Linked DNA regions of Homo sapiens: region 2 is linked to region 1. Evidence: chromatin contacts called from ENCODE Hi-C data. All regions are on one chromosome and are shown on one strand. The core of a region is the stretch at or near the end of the contact, and the rest is flanking DNA. Distances in the headings are between cores, read along the strand shown. Region 1 holds the start of RASL11B (RAS like family 11 member B). Region 2 holds the start of SRD5A3 (steroid 5 alpha-reductase 3).

Evidence for each region. A loop is a pair of places that touch in the nucleus more often than their neighbours do. Pooled maps may share reads with other maps.
Region 2: a pooled map shows a loop between it and region 1 (7-fold over the local background). The contact joins the promoter of SRD5A3 here to the promoter of RASL11B in region 1. A Hi-C loop is called at or near these places in 6 of 50 pooled maps.

The regions. Positions count from the first base shown.
Region 1 is chr4:52,859,406-52,867,366 of GRCh38, reverse strand. RASL11B (RAS like family 11 member B) reads right to left here and starts at 5,050. Exons shown (of 4, transcript NM_023940.3): 1 at 4,718-5,050; 2 at 4,043-4,099; 3 at 2,813-2,889; 4 at 532-2,032. The coding sequence starts at 4,859. The coding sequence ends at 1,562. LOC124900700 (a long non-coding RNA gene) reads left to right here and starts at 5,162. Exons shown (of 2, transcript XR_007058115.1): 1 at 5,162-5,283; 2 at 5,636-6,218. RefSeq lists silencers at 4,731-5,025, 4,997-5,486.
Region 2 is chr4:55,342,590-55,350,550 of GRCh38, reverse strand. SRD5A3 (steroid 5 alpha-reductase 3) reads right to left here and starts at 4,309. Exons shown (of 5, transcript NM_024592.5): 1 at 3,994-4,309. The coding sequence starts at 4,214. RefSeq lists silencers at 3,727-3,996, 4,207-4,376 and an enhancer at 3,828-4,588.

The sequences.
Region 1 (7,961 bases), core at 3,801-6,300:
GTGGCAAAGGTCCATGGGACTGGCTCCTGATTTCACAGCCCCAGATCAATGACTGCAAGCTTCTACAGTGAGAATAAAGTGAATCTCCTGAAAGCAGCATACCCAAAGAAGAGGTCTGCCAACAAAGCATGTGTAAAGAAGCAGTCATCTCAGTGTCCAAGAAAGAATACGCTCGAGGCTGTGCTGACTATGTGGAGCCAGACATCTGTCTTAGGTATACCTGGAAGACCACAAAGTTAGTGAATAGAAGATCAGCTACTCTTGAATATAAAGCAGCAAATTGCAGTTTACAATGCTACAGGCTGTGGCCTTTGACAAGTTACTGATCTTGTTCTATAAGCCTGTTTCCTCATCTGTATTATGGGGATAATACTAGAATGCACCTCCTTGGATTGCTGTGATCCTTGAGAGATAACCCCTGAAAGGCACAATGCCAGATTCAATGTGCCCAATAATCACAGGATACTAGGTCATACTTTGTCTAAACGGCAGAAAGTTAACGTTTCAATAGAGACGAAGTTAGACATCTGCTCTTTTTCAAATGCGATTTATTGTACATAAAATAAATTAATTACAGTTTAAGCCAAAGCATGAGTGGCTTTTTAAAGTGCATCTGTGGAGGGGATGTGGCAGGTAGCCCCTGTTCACTTGCTGTAAGATAAGTGTTTTAGTATTTCAGCCACCCTTAGGCACAACTCAGCCAGGCCTAGGAAGCAACCCAACGTCATTGCCATGAACCATTTACACAAGTCACACCAAAATCAACTGACACATTTTTTTCCTGATGGAACAGTTAAAAAAACAAAAAACTATACAGTCAAAGTCTGGGGTTGAAGAGCGTGAAGTTCACAGCTCCTCCACACACGCCCAACTGAGCATGCTCATCCTGTGAGGGGGAACCAGAGCCTTCCTGTAAACCATGAGAGCTTACCAATGTCTGGTATACAAAATATTCTGGCCCATAAACTCAACCTGTTTTTGAGGGGTAGGGGATTTTCCATCTTGTACATAAAGAAAGAAATCTGGGTATCCTTCAGGTTAGAAAGGCATTCTGTAAGAATAGTGTTCCAGAGTTACAAATCATACTGGTAAGAGAAAAGCAATTCTTCCTCTTGGGGAAAAAGAGGAAAAGAAAGAAGAAAAGAGAAAAAAGAAAAAAGGGGGAAAAAAGAAAGCCTATCAATGCTTAATCTGTTCTTTCATTCCCACTGTAAATCACATCAATACATTTGGTGAAACTGCAACGGACCACCATTTACAAGGTAGTTGAATGCAGAAACCGAAACGATTATGCCCCCTCCCCACTCTAAAGGAAAAGACACAGAGTACATTTCACATATTCAGAGAGTGGCTCAGTGGGCTCTTTCAAGCCTCATCAATCCTGTCCCCCTGCTCAGAACAACACTTCCTTTTCTGTAGCAGTTCCACAGGCCCTCTTGGCCCTTCTGCTCCAGCCCTTTCTGGAACCAGGAATCATTGCCAATATTCAACGTTCCTGCACTAGGAGAACCTCAGGCCCTCTTCCTGGGAAGACCAAACCCCCTTGAGTGCTCCTCCTGCTTCAGACGGAGGTGACAGTCCTCACTTTGGCAGAGAGGGCTTGCTTAAACCTCCTCTTCAGGTCCTGCATGTTGGGTGACTTGGGCCTGGGAATGAGGGAGGTTCTTCGCTTCTCGGGTGTACTGCTAGGCTGCTGTTTGTGACTGACCTCTTTACAGAGGACGTGGAAGGCGCTGTAGACATCATTATAATTTTCACTGACAGACACTTCATAGAATGAGCAGCCTAGCATGCTGGCTAGCTGCAGTCCAAGCTGAGGGTCAACCTGTTTGATGTGCAACAGGTCAGCTTTGTTGGCCACGACCACCACAGGCAGCCGGGTGCCCAGGTGTAGCTGCTGCACGTGCTGGTGGAGCTGGCTGATGAGTTCATAGCTCTTGTAGTCAGTGATGGAGAAAACGATCACCACAGCATCTGCCCAGCGAATGCACCTATTCAGCTGTTCACTGCAGCTCAGGCTGTTCTCATGGACCTGAAAGAGAGGAGTGATGGCAAGGTGAATGCTGGCCAGTTGTACAAAGAGCCTGGGCTTGGGTAGATTTCAAATTCAAAAGAGCCCTTCATAGTAGTGCCAGGTTGAGGGCCATAAACAACTTATATCCCACACACTTCAGCTTTCTTGACAATATGTTGATCCAGCTGCACAGAGTGGGAATAAATAACAGTGCAGCTTACCACACTCAAGTGGAAAATTGACCTGCAGAGAACTCCATGCAGAGCGACTTTGTAGTTGCACAAAATGGGAAATTAACTGGCTAGACAGTAAGTCTGGGGAAGTAAAGATAGGAGCTGGAAGCATTTAAACCTGGATAACTGCCCAGTTCAGGAGGCGGGGGGAAAAACCCTAGCATGGCGCTTTTGTCTATAGAGCAACTTTCCAGTACAAAAGCGATTCCAAGTATTTGCAGACTATACCCAGAAGCTTGGTTTTTCATGCCAAAGACACACATATTAAAACTGGACTTTTAAACCACAGCAAGGAAAACACCAATTCCAACTGCATTCGGTTTGGGCTTTCCGGCTGTGTTGAATCCTTCTAAAGGAAGATTTCTGCCCCCTAGCCAAATCTCCCAAACTAAACCATGCTAAGATCGACCAACAGCCAGATACAATTGAATTGTCAGACATGTAAAAGTCTAGATGTGACTCCCCAAATTTCTCTGATCCTGCAGCATGAGGAACTTTGAGAAGAAGTGAGTGATTCCACAGCCAAGTAGGTTCCCCTTTCACCCAGAGTCTCAGAGCTTCTCACCTGAATACCTGGAGTGTCTTGAACCTGAAGAGCCAGGGTTTCACCTTCTATCTGAACTTGTCTAGTATAGAGATTACCTATGAAGGCAAATAAAAGAGATTATGTTCTTCCTTCTTGTACAACTTTTAAAACATTGTGAGTTTTAAGCTAGAAAAAAAATGCACAATGCATAAATGCACACAAAACAGCGATAGTTTATTTCTATTTGGTGGGCTTACTTCAGATTTTTTTTAAAAAACAACAGCAATTTTAACCCTATGTTAGATTTATTAAAACCAGGGCAAAGTTTGCAAGTTTTTGAAAACTTATTTATCTAGTTTTAAACAAAGTTTCCATTTTTAGAGTACTCCCTTGATGCAAATTATCTTGCTCAGCCTATGTGAGGTTTCTGTTTTCTTGAGTACTTGATTCATTCTTTGACTGTAACTTTGTATTTTGGCCGTTAGATATAATGGCTTGCTAGACAAATACTGTTAGTAAACACACAGCCAATGTTATCAGTTGGAATAAAAATGTGATATAATTATAATCAACTCTACATCAAATCAGAAGGCTGCCATGTCTTATCTTGGGATAGCTTATACAGCTCATTTCAAATAATCCCCTATAGGTACTCATATGGTCTACAGAGTTAAGCAATTTGCTAACAGAGCATAGGCAGAAAGCTCTTAAGCCTCCCCAGTGGCTATTCTTAATCATAAGGATTGAAAAATGTGTCCTCTCATTTATTCGGGAATTCTCCTCCTAAAATTCTACCATCCAGTTGTTTGTCTTTGTTAAGAAGGAGGAACTTTAGGTTTACAACTGCTCTCCTTTGGCCTTTGCTTTAAAAGGTCACCTCTGAAAGGCAGCCAGCAGAGAAGGAGAGGGGTGGGGGAAGGAGCTAGGGACTCCTTTTTTTTTTTTTTACGACTTTTGCAGGAGTGTTTTGAAGGGAGAGGTTCTTGACTACAAAGGGTGCTTCCAACTGGGGTCACTATAGTTAAAACATACCAAGGGGAATACTTTCAGGCACTTGATAAAATGATGAATGGGCTTGGAATGGAATGAGGCCAGATGGTAGTTATGGGAGGGGGGCGCCATGGAGGGCTGGGGACTGGGGAAAGTTTTAAGTGGCGGGATCCTCAGGCTCGGACTGTCACTGAAAGAACCTCCCTGGGAAGCGCTGGAAAATGGGAACCGCAGTCCTCCTGCAATGGGACAGAATTTTTCTCAAATGCATTGTCTCACCTGCATTTCTTTCATAGTCACCGATGAATCGTTTGGTGAGGAACCGGACCACCAGTGCTGCACGTCAGAAAAAAGAACGTCAAAGTGTTAACCTTGGAAGTTAGATTGTTCTCCACCCCACCCCCTGCCTGGAAAACAGTTCTCCCAAAGAAAGCCATAGATGGCCACCAAGTGAAATTCCTACCCTGTAGCTCCTTGACCCTTCTTTCCAGACAAAAAGGAGGGGGCTAGAAGGCATCGTGAATTATGGCTCTGTGCAGCTGGAAGGCTCACTGGGCCCACCCCCTCCTCTGAGCCCGGCTGAGCCACACCTAAGCCTTCCAGTAGACCCATGTCTTCCTAACCTTCAAGACCTCCCAGGGGGGCTAGCTTCACTAACTCCCCTTTCTGTGCCAGGCATTGCCAGAGGCTCAAACACCCCAAAGTTCTGATGGCGGCGGTGCCGGTGGTCCCCAGAAAGCTGCCTGGCCATTCTTGATCCTTGTTTCCCCCGTCTGTGGAAGCAGGCGGGTGGCGTAGACAACGGCTAAGCCCACTCCCAAGGGGCAGCGGCTCCCTGCGCGGGGACGGAGAGCGGTCGGGCTGCAGCTCCCACCGCTCCCCACGCCTTGTTCAGCCTCAACTCCCGTCAGGGGTCGTCCAAGACCAGACCCAGGGCTAAGCGCGACGACTCACCGGTCTTGCCCACGCCGCTGGCGCCCACCACGGCGATCTTGACCAGGCGGCGGCCGGCGGCGCCCACACAGCAGTCGGAGGCCGCGGCGTTGCCCGGCGCGGGGTACTCGGCGATGGTGCACATGTTCTGAATGAGGCGCATCGCCTCGGCTGCGGCGCACCGCGCGGGAAGGGACTGAGGGACTGGAGAATGCTAGCGCTGCGCGGGAGCGGGCGGGAGGACCCGACTGCGGGGCTCCGCGGTAAGAAATAACAACAATAAATAAGTGCAGGTACGGGCGGGGTGGGGCCGAGCGCCGAGGTTCCGCAGGGCTCAGGCTCCAGACCCAGACTGCACTCGCGCGGCGCGCCGGCTGTTTTCTCCGCGGCCGGCCCCGCCCCCTCTCCCCACAGCCAATCCCGGGGCGCCCTACACGAGGCCCCGCCCCCGGCGCCGCTCCGCGCGCGCGACGCCCCCGGAGGCGCCTGGAGTCAGTGCGGAGCCCCGTGAGGCGCGGGGAGAAGAGGCAGCGGGCGGAGGGGAGCAGCGGGTGGTCCGAGGCGGCGCAGCCCAGGGTGGGCGCCTGGTAGGTCCTGCCGCGCGAGCATGGGGCAGCTGCTGTGGCTGCGGGGCCAGGAAGAGAGCGCAGCCTCCACAGAGCCATTCCGGACCGCTGCCTCCGCCGGCTCCACAGCCCACGCGCGCACTCGCTGCAGCCCCAACCTAGGGCGTCTGCTCTGGGCGGGCCGGGAGCGGTGTTTGCTCCCCGGCTTAGTGCCGCCCGCCCTGATTTGGAGCGATTGCACTGGCTTGGGTACATCCCAGCTCATAGATTCAGCTACAGTTGGCAATCATCCGCAAAGACTCCAGCCTAAGACCTTTAGACCCCCGTAAAATGTGACATTTGAAGCAAAAATATCATCCACGTTTTATCCTAGACCCACGTTCTCTGGCTCTTGTCGACGGCGCAAGCTAACGCAAACACACATGGTCGGACGCATGCACAGCACGCCTAGAAGCGGATCAAGAAGTAATTATAGAACAAGCTTTCCAGCGCCTCACTCAGTCACACCTCCTTCAAGAGCTGTGAAATGGAAAGAAAACAGTTACTCCAGCTGCGACGTCTGAAGGGGCCCCGCACTTCGTCCCTGGTCATAAGACACCGCAAGAGTTTAGTTAAGTGGCTTGATACCAAGGAAGAGGTGGGCCCTGCACTCCTAAAATCCCAAGCTCCGGCCCCTTACAGTCTCATCTGAGAAACACATCTTCAACGGCAGGCCAAATTCCTCCTGCGAGCAACATTCTGTAGCTGCAGCTGATGGCAAGATGTCACCAGCGGCTGATGGCAAAATGTCACCAGAGTCGCGGGTTAACCACCCCATCCGCTATCCAAGGCCCTCTCCCCGCTACCCTTTCAACCTTGTCCCAGAGGCTTTTATGTTGGGGTATGGCAACAAACTCTGTGGCTTTGTGTACCCACCCACATTAAAGGCTAAAATGTGAAATAAACCAGTGCCCTTATCCGCACATGTCAGTCATCTAATTTGACCCCCTCTTCCAGCCAGAACTTAATTGACCAGGTATTTGACAGAATTTTATGATCCTCAGCCAGTTCAGACTCTGAGATGAACCTCTTGTCTACAGAGGTTTAGGTGTTTGCAGGAATGCAAGGAGAAATAGAAAGGTAATCTCAAGGTAGCAAGTTTTCTAGGATGGGCCACGTAATTAGAAAGACACACAACCTTACAATAAACATAATAAAAGGCTGACTTCTAGGGAGATCACTAGAACGAAACAGCCATTTGAGTCAGAAAGAAAAAGCATTTCCAATATGCACCATGTCTTTCTGCATGGTTTAAATCAGACTTGAATGTCACTTCTATAAAATCAAACTTTGCAAGACTGTAATTACAGGTAACCATGTACTTTTAAAATCTTTCCCCTCCAAAAAGCCTGCTATTCTATCATGCTTACATGGTAAAATAATGATGTAGGCTAAAGTACTAGTTTAACATACACACACACACACACACACACACACACACACAGAGACATGACAAAAGCTGTCAAGGGGAATTTTGCTTTGAATCATTTAGTTTCTTGGGCTTGATTTTCATTACCATAAGCCCATACAAAACCCGTGATTTTTCTGTCTGCAACGCAAAGGCTTGATTTGGTGTTCTTATTTTAGATCTAAATGATCTGGCTATGCTTTAAAGAACACAGAAAAGAGAGAAGCAAGAGAAAGATGTAAAAAAGAAAAGAGAGCTATTCAAATTCCAAATACCTAGCATATAGCCCATCTCCACTCCACCTACCTCTCCTTCTGGGACATTCATAGAGTTAAAAAGAGGAAGGAGGCAAGGCAGGAGAAGTGACGATACATAATGAGCGCTTGTTTCATTCTAGGTTGTACACAGGGGTTTTGCATTTAAAAATCTCATTTTACCTTCATAACAGTCCTATGAGGTAGGTATTACCATTACTTCTAGTTGCCGTTATCTATTGCTGCTTAGTAAACCACCCCAAACTTTAGTGGCTCGCAGTTCTGTGTGTTGACTAGGCTTAGCTGGGGAGTGCTTACCTAGGGTCTCTCATGTTGTTGCAGTCAGATGGCAGCTGGGGCTGCTATCATCTGAAGGCTCAACTAGGCTGGACATCCAAGATGGTATCTTCGTTCATATGTCTGTGTGTCAGCTGGAATGGGCAGAACAGCTGGGACTAGCTCAGGCTCTCTCACAACATGGTGACGGGCTTCCCTTTGAGTGAGCATTCTAAGAAACCAAGTAGAAGCTGCTAGTCTCTTAAGACCTACACTTGGAAATTGGCACCGCATCACTTCTGCTCTGTTCTATTGGTCAAGTGTCACAGAGCCCACCCAGATTAAAGATCAAGGGGCAGGAACATCGATCCTATCTTTAAGTGGGAATGGTGTCAAAGAATGTGTGGCCATCTGTAATTCACTACGCTTCCATTTTACAAGTGAGAAAGCAAAGTCTCGGGTTAAAAAACTCTTCCAAAGTTACATATCCTGCAAGGGACAGAGCCTTTTCTTTTTTTTTTTTTTTTTTTTTTTTTTTGTCAAGCTAAAAGAGATGAGGATGGGGAATTGAAACATGAGGAGGGGTTTGGGAAGAAAAGAAAGAAGTATTTTGCCAAGGTTCAATTTTACCTCAGCATCTGGAGTTTCTAGCACTTCCTTTGATCTTAAGAGGTTTAGCCCAGACAATTCAGTCCCTGGAAGCCCTTAGAATGCCAGAATAT
Region 2 (7,961 bases), core at 3,060-5,559, 2.5 Mb before region 1:
CATCACTTTGTAACCTATAAATTTATACAATGATAAACTGTCAATTTACAAAAAAAAATTATACAAGCATAAAGTAAAATGCAGCAGGCTTACAAAGGAAACCAATTATAGTGACATACAAGTAATGCAACTACTAAAAAACAAATTTGCAATATAGTAATACGTATATTTCTTTCTTTTTGAGAGGAGTTTCAATCTTGTCACCCAGGCTGGAGTGCAGTGGCGCGATCTTGGCTCACTTCAACCTACACCTCCCAGGTTCAAGCTATTCTCCTACCTCAGCCTCCCAAGTAGCTGGAATTACCGGTGCTCGCCACCATGCCCAGCTAATTTTTGTATTTTTAGTAGAGATGGGGTTTCACCATTTCGGCCAGGCTGGTCTCCAACTCCGGACCTCAGGTGATCCACCCGCCTCAGCCTCCCAAAGTGCTGGGATTACAGGTGTGAGCCACTGCACCCAGCCTGTAATATGTATACTTCTTAATGTGTCTACTAACAAGATCTAGTGATGAAAGACTACAGTGTTCTCATAACAAGGAAAACAGTAATATTTTGAGGTATCATCAATATTCTTAATGTAATATAAAAAAACTATCACAGAGTTACAGATACTGCTAATTCTACCGTAGTTTGTAGATTATATTCATAATTAAGGCAATGCTAAATTTCAGCTAGAGGTTAGTGAAAATAAAGACATAACTTTCTTTCAATCCAAGTTTGCCCTGAATTCTATCCACAGATCCTCTGAACCTCCAGTTAATGCTCCCTGGACTTCAGTGGGGAAAGTCTGGGCAGCTCTTTTTGCCTCTAGAGCCCAATTCAATTCCAAAGCTTCGATACCATTTGGAATCATTTTGAAATTTAAGAAGTTCTTCTACATTCACTATGCAACCCAGAGCATCATGATACATGTTCGAGGTCACCTGTTTATTCAGAGTTCCTGGGAAATCAAAACTCTAGGAACCAAAAGGAAAACAAAAAAAAGCAACCATCACCTTATTTAAAAAAAAAAAAAATCTACCAGACAGGAGTCATGGAAACAAACATTCCAAGAACCAATTTCAGGTTTTACTCTTGCCTCCGTAGGAAAGAAAAAAATAATCCCAAACAAAATTACCTACATACTGCCTTATTTGCAGAAATGGGATTTACAACTGCCTATTTCTAACTGTAGCAATTATGAACTTATTTTCATTTTTAAGAGTACTGCTAGAGGGCCGGGTGCAGTGGCTCATGCCTGTAATCCCAGCATTTTGGGAGGCCAAGGTGGGTGGATCACTTGAGGTCACGAGTTCAAGACCAGCCTAGCCAAAATGTTGAAACCCCGTCTCCACTAAAAAATACAAAAATTAGCCAGGCATGGTGGTGTGCACCTCTAGTCCCAGCTACTCAGGAGACTGAGGGAGGAGAATTGCTTGAACCCAGGAGGCAGAGGTTGCAGTGAGCTAAGACTGAGCCACTACGTTCCAGCCTGGGCGACAGAGCGAGACTCCATCTCAAAAAAACAAAACAAAAGAGTACTACTAGATTTTGCACAGGAAAAATATTCACATATAAGTATCAAGGTTAACGTTACCAAATGATTTTAAATTTGGATTAACCAAGATATTTACTAAATGCTACCATCTGGGATAAATCCATTCTCACTTAATCTTTCACACAGATTGAGCTTCACATGGTACAAGATATTTCCCACGAAGTATACCAGAGGATAAGAGCTTGGGATTTAAATTCCAACAGGCAGGGTTCAGGTACCACCCTTGCTAGTACTAGCATCACTGCACAACTGCTATCTTCTAAGCTTGAGTCTGCATGTGTGTAAATGGGAATAATGACAATAACATCTCCCTCACAGGTCCACTGTGAGGATTAAATGAGGAAAGGCACGTACTCCTTAGTAGTCATCACATAATCATATATGTAAACATTTAGTCAATGGTGGTTACTATTTATAAACCAGTAAAATCTCTCCCACATGCTCCTTAGCCATTAGCACATTTTTTTAAATGATAAAAGTGATAAGCATCTTGTGAATGAAGACATTTTGGAAAATACAGAGACGTATAAAAAAGAGGCCATAGACTCTTACCTCCACCCAACTCTAATTATCTGCCTATTTCATATAAACAGGGGTATAAAATTTAAAAAGAGAGTAATACATGTATTAATTTTTTGGAGACACTGCCAGTTTTGATGCAAGTTATCTTTTTTTTGTCACAATAAAAATGCCTTTCATTATTGGTCTGGATGTTTTGTACCTTCTCCAGTACTAAAAGAAATGTCTGTTTAAATTTAGAGAAGGAGGGGAAGGGCACTTGAACACTATGGGAGGTTCTACTGTAGAATTCTGGAAGAAGAAAAAGGTGTAAATTATTTCACAATAGAGTAGAAATTACAGGAAGTCCAAACAGAACCAACTGTTACAGTAATGAATAAGGAAAAGGTACCAAGTCTCTTTCTTGGCTGTCATGTAATAACAGACTTGAGTTGCAACAGCTGGGGTGTATGCAAGTTCAGGGGATGATTTTACATGTGCCATTTAATCCAGGTACACTAGACTAGTACCTTTCTCAAAACTCAGAAAATAAATTGCTGTGAAGTATAAAAGGATTCAACCCTGATTACAAATGGGATAACAGGTAATTTTTGCTTAAAAAGAGCCTCTAGGAAACAGGAGGTTTGATCAATTTGTTTCATGTACTTCTACTTCTTCCCTTTAGGGTGCCTCAGAATGACCTAGTTCTCCCTTCTCTGTGTTAACACATGACACATCTTTCTCTGACAGTCAAAATTCGCAGATTATCCAAGTTTTAGAAGCCAAATTATACTTGTCCCTTTGTTGCCTGCGGACCTGGGGCACTGCCTATGAGTGTTTCAAGCGACAACCCAGATGTTTTTAACCTTTAAAAAAAAATTTTTTTTAAATACAAGGTATTTCTCTGTTGCCCAGGCTAGAGTGCAGTGCCATGATTATAGCCCACTGCAGTCTCCAATGCCTGATCTCAGATGATCTTCCTGCCTTCATTCCAAGTAGCTGGCACTACAGGCACACGCCACCAAGCCCTGCCAATTTTTTGTATTTTCAGGAGAGACGGAGTCTCACTATATTTCCCAGCCTGGTCTCGAACTCCTGAACTCAAGCGATCCGCCTGCCTCAGCCTCCTAAAGTGCTGGGATTACAGGCGTGAGCCACTGCGCCCGGCCTAAGATGCATCTTAAGGGGCACTGTTCTATTTCTACCATCTCGAATAGTATTTGGCCAACTCTTTCCAGCTATGTCCTGAATTTAAAGTGGAAAAAGGAGAAGAAGAAAATTATAACAGGTCTCTATTTAAAACCTGACGATTTAATCCTTCGCTGAACTGGGTTACAGAATTTTTCGAAAGTCAAATGGAGCTTCGGGACGGGCCTGCCTATGACCTGCACCTTGGGCCACCTTCCCCAGGGGCACCTGCCAAGGTGCAGGTTAGGGCGACTCAGTCCTTTGTCCCCACTGCAAGGGTTGGGAAGAGAAACGGGGGAAGCCGAGGCCGAAGAGCCGGCCTAACTTCATTTCCACAAATGATTCCCGGTGACCTCAAGTTAGAGTATGAGCCACTGGAGTGCAGGGTACGGGAAAAAGGAGAATTTGGGGCAAGGGGCACTTCAATTTGCCGCCTAAATTCGCATGACCAGGCCTAAATTCGGATGCGTTGCCATTTCCCACAGGGAAAGGCTCCGTGCGGCTACCAGTTCACATTCCTCCAGCTGAGTGCAAGCGGCTCCGCTCTCCCTCGGCGTCCGCGGACACCCGGGCACTGCTCCCCGGAGCCACGCAGCAGCCGGGGCATGGCCGGGGCCAGGCCGAGGGAGCGCCGTGCTGCGCCCGGGAACCCGCCAGGGCCTCCCAGGCCGGGTCCCGCCTCTGCTGCCCCCTGCTGGCTGCCCGCGAGCCGGGGCGCCCCGAACTCTCAGCGCCTTGACCACCGCGGCTCGGGACCGGGGCGCGGTTACCTCTTGGGGACATCAAAGGCTCGGCAGGCGGCGGGGCGCGACGGCTCCCCACACTTGGTTTTCCCATAGCGGATCAGGTCCTGGAAGATCGCGCAGCCCGGGAGCAGGCCGGGCGGCAGGAGCTGCAGCAGTAGGGTCAGCAGGAAGGCGGCGGTCAGCGTGAGCCACACCGCGCGCAGCGGGTTCAGCGCCGAGTGCTCGGCCTCCGCCCAGGGAGCCATGGCCCGCGTGCCCGCCTTCCGCGCTGCTGGCGCCCCCACCGCCCGCTAGCCCGCGGAAGAGCGGCCACTAGCGCGCGGCGCACCGGTCTCAGCCTAGCGGGACGTCGGTGACGCGGCGCGGGGCGGGGACGCGCAGAGCCCCTCCCGGACTCGCCGCTCAGCCGCGGAGGTCCTTGGTCCTGGTCGCGCTGGCGCTGGGTGGTCGCTCGCAGTCCCTAATCTGGGCATGGGGATTCTTAGATGGAGCTCCAGAATATGATTCATCAGAAGCAAAGACGCAAAACAGACGAGACCACGTGTCTGCCACTCTTATCAACATTATCTCCAAAGCAAAAAATGGAAACCTTACATGTTGCATTTTAGTTTATTTAGCTAAATTATGATACACTGACATGTTAGAATATCATGCAGTCATTGAGAATTATTATGACGAGTGTAGAAACAGGGAAAGCTGTTTAGGAAACAATATGTGAAGTGAAAAACAAAACCAACCATAAAAATACATAGCTATGATTGCAAACAACTATATTAATATGAATGTGTGTATATATGGATAAAGAAGGCAGATCACACCCAAAAATGAATAATTATGTTAGGATGCTGGAAATGTGTTGGATATGTGTATAATGTAAACATGTAGACAAGTAATTGCACATAATAATAAAAATCATAGTGGTAAAAACTGTGTTTAAAAAACAGCAGTCGCTTACCAATAGGGTTCCAATCCTTAGAAGCAAAGTTTTTAAATTCCATCAGCTGTTTCCTGTAACATTTATCTCAGGTAGTGACAATGCTATTTATTGACTCACTGATTTTAAACAACACTGATTTTATTTACTATAAGTGAAAATCTAGCTCTTTTAAGTATTTAAAAGTCTTTAAAATGTTAATTCTGAAGTATTGTATGCCTACTGTATGACAGGCATCATTTTGGATACTGAGGACAGAGGGGTTTACAAGATAATTGTCACTGCTTATTTGGAGCTTACATTTTTGAGATTGGGTGGTGGGTGAGAAGTGGAAGAGGGGAGAGGTAGCCAACTCATCACCCTTACCCCAATGAGATACCCGATATGTGTGTTGAATAAACATCAGGGTGGGTAGGTTAGTGGGACTTTGGACTGTTAAATGAGCAAGCTTTTAAAGTTTTCTTCTTTGTGCAAAAGACACCTAAGGCTTTACCCGTCCTTTGACAGCCAGGTGATTAAGGATGGTTAAATTGGCATTCTAGCTAGGACAATGAGGCCTTATTGAGTGATCCTGGATCTCTTTTGCGGGAGTCACCCTTTCACTGTTTCTTTCTTTTCTTTTTTTTTTTTTTGAGATGGAGTCTCGCTTTGTCGCCCAGGCTGGAGTGCAGTGGCCTGATCTCTGCTCACTGCAAGCTCTGCCTCCCAGGTTCACACCATTCTCCTACCTCAGCCTCCCGAATAGCTGGGACTACAGGTGCCCCCCCAACCACGCCTGGCTTTTTTTTTTTTTTTTTTTTTGTATTTTTAGTGGAGATGGGGTTTCACTGTGTTAGCCAGGATGGTCTTGATCTCCTGACCTCGTGATCCATCTGCCTCGGCCTCCCAAAGTGCTGGGATTACAAGCATGAGCCAATGCTCCTGGCACCCCTTCACTGTTTCTTTATTTTTCTTAGGTTAACTCTCTGTAAATGCAGCTGGTCTGTCCATGATCTTTTTCTTTTCAGAGAAGCTACTTGTAAGTGCATTGCAGGGACTCAGTTTCCTGGGTAGGAGTTTCTCTTACAGTTGTCTGACCTGGGGCAAGATTGAAAACAAGATAAGTGTGTGTGTATGTGTGAGTGTGTGTGTAGTGGAAACAGGAAGGGTTGAGGAGGCTGGAGGGGAAAATCATCCCATATATTTTTTAGATTTTTTTTTTTGAGACCGAGTTTCACTCTTGTTGCCCGGGCTGGAGTGCAATGGCACGATCTTGGCTCACCGTGACCTCTGCCTCCTGGGTTCAAGCTATTCTGCCTCAGCCTCCCGAGTAGCTGGGATTACAGGCATGTGACACCACACCAGGCTAATTTTGTATTATTAGTAGAGACGGGGTTTCTCCATGTTGGTCAGGCTGGTCTCAAACTCCCGACCTCAGGTGATCCGCTTGCCTCGGCCTCCCAAAGTGCTGAGATTACAGGCGTGAGCCACCCTGCCTGGCTATTTTTTAGATTTTAATCAGCATGCACAGTTTATATTCAGAGAAGCCCCCTGTAGATGGCAGTGGCTGAACAGAAAGCCGTAAGTTAAACCCTCCTGGGAGTATTTGTAAATGTAAATCCTTACTGGAGTGAGTTAGTTCAAAAGTGGAATACCAGGCTAACATCTGTTAGAAAGATCATTGCTAATAAATATCAGTGAGCATTTTTGTCTTTCTTCATTTAATTAACTGCACTATATGTTCAACAAACTACTGGTATTGCCTGCAGTAAACGGCAAAGCCATTTTTCCAGTTGCTCAGGCCAAAAACCCTAAACTCAACCTTGATTCCTGTCTTTCTCTCATAGCCTAAATGCAATCTGTCAGCAAATCCTGTTGGCTCTACCTTCAAAATATGAATCTAAATTCAATTATCCTTAGAGTCAGTGCTTTAAGTCCCTAGCCATCTCAATAAATCAGAAAAAGAAATAAAACATATAAGGACTGCTAAGTAAGAAATAACGCTGTCATTATTTGATGATTATATGAAACTCCAATAATAGAAACTCCAATGGCATCCACAGATAAGGTATCAGAACTAGTAGGCAGTTTGGGGAGGTTGCTGGAGATAAAAATCTGTTCATAAATATTATTTCTATTTCCCAGCAACAAACAGGAAATTGTACATTTTTATTTCTCATCAACGAACAAAAATTTGTATGTTTCAAAGGTACAATTCACAATGGCATAAAATATATGTCTAGGAATAAATCTAATAAGGATATGTAAGATGTTAGAAATACCAAAACTGTTAGAAATAGATAATCGGTGCCATGAAGAAAAGTCAGCACAGAGACAAAAGATCTCTCAGCAAGGCCATCTTTACTTTCTGCAGAAAGGGTGCTCATTCGCAGATGGAACAATGTCGAGAGCAAACTTGAACAAAGGAAAATGAGACATATTTATCCCTTACGCATTTGGGTTGTCCTTATTGCTGTGTCCTGCATCCATTGGCTGTATTGGGACCTCACCATCTTTTTTTTTTTTTTTTTTTTTTTTTTTTTTTTTTTTTTTGGGACGGAGTTTCACTCTTTTTGCCCAGGCTGGAGTGCAGTGGCACGATCTCGGCTCACCACAACCTCCACCTCCCAGGTTCAAGCAATTCTCCTGCCTCAGCCACCCTAGTAGCTGGGATGACAGGCATGTGCCACCACGTCCAGCTAATTGTGTATTTTTAGTAGAGATGGGGTTCCTCCATGTTGATCAGGCTAGAACCTCACAATCTTAAACTGATACCTGATTTGCTAATAACCTGAAACTTTCCTAAATAGGTAAGTGCAGGGGAGAACAAATAAGTTGCTTATGAAAGGTTTAAGGAAGAAATAACATTTCCAAATAAGGAAGGGGCATAGGCTATGAGCTGGAACCTGCCTGTGAGCATGTCCAACAGTTACATAGGATAGGGCTTAACGGAGAGTTATTAGCAAAAAGCAAGGAGGCTGGAAGAAAGTCTTTAAAAAAAACTATTATGTCTAACACTTATGACTTATTCTTTAACAAGAAGGAAAACTTTGAAGAGGAAATTTTTACTTTCTACAAT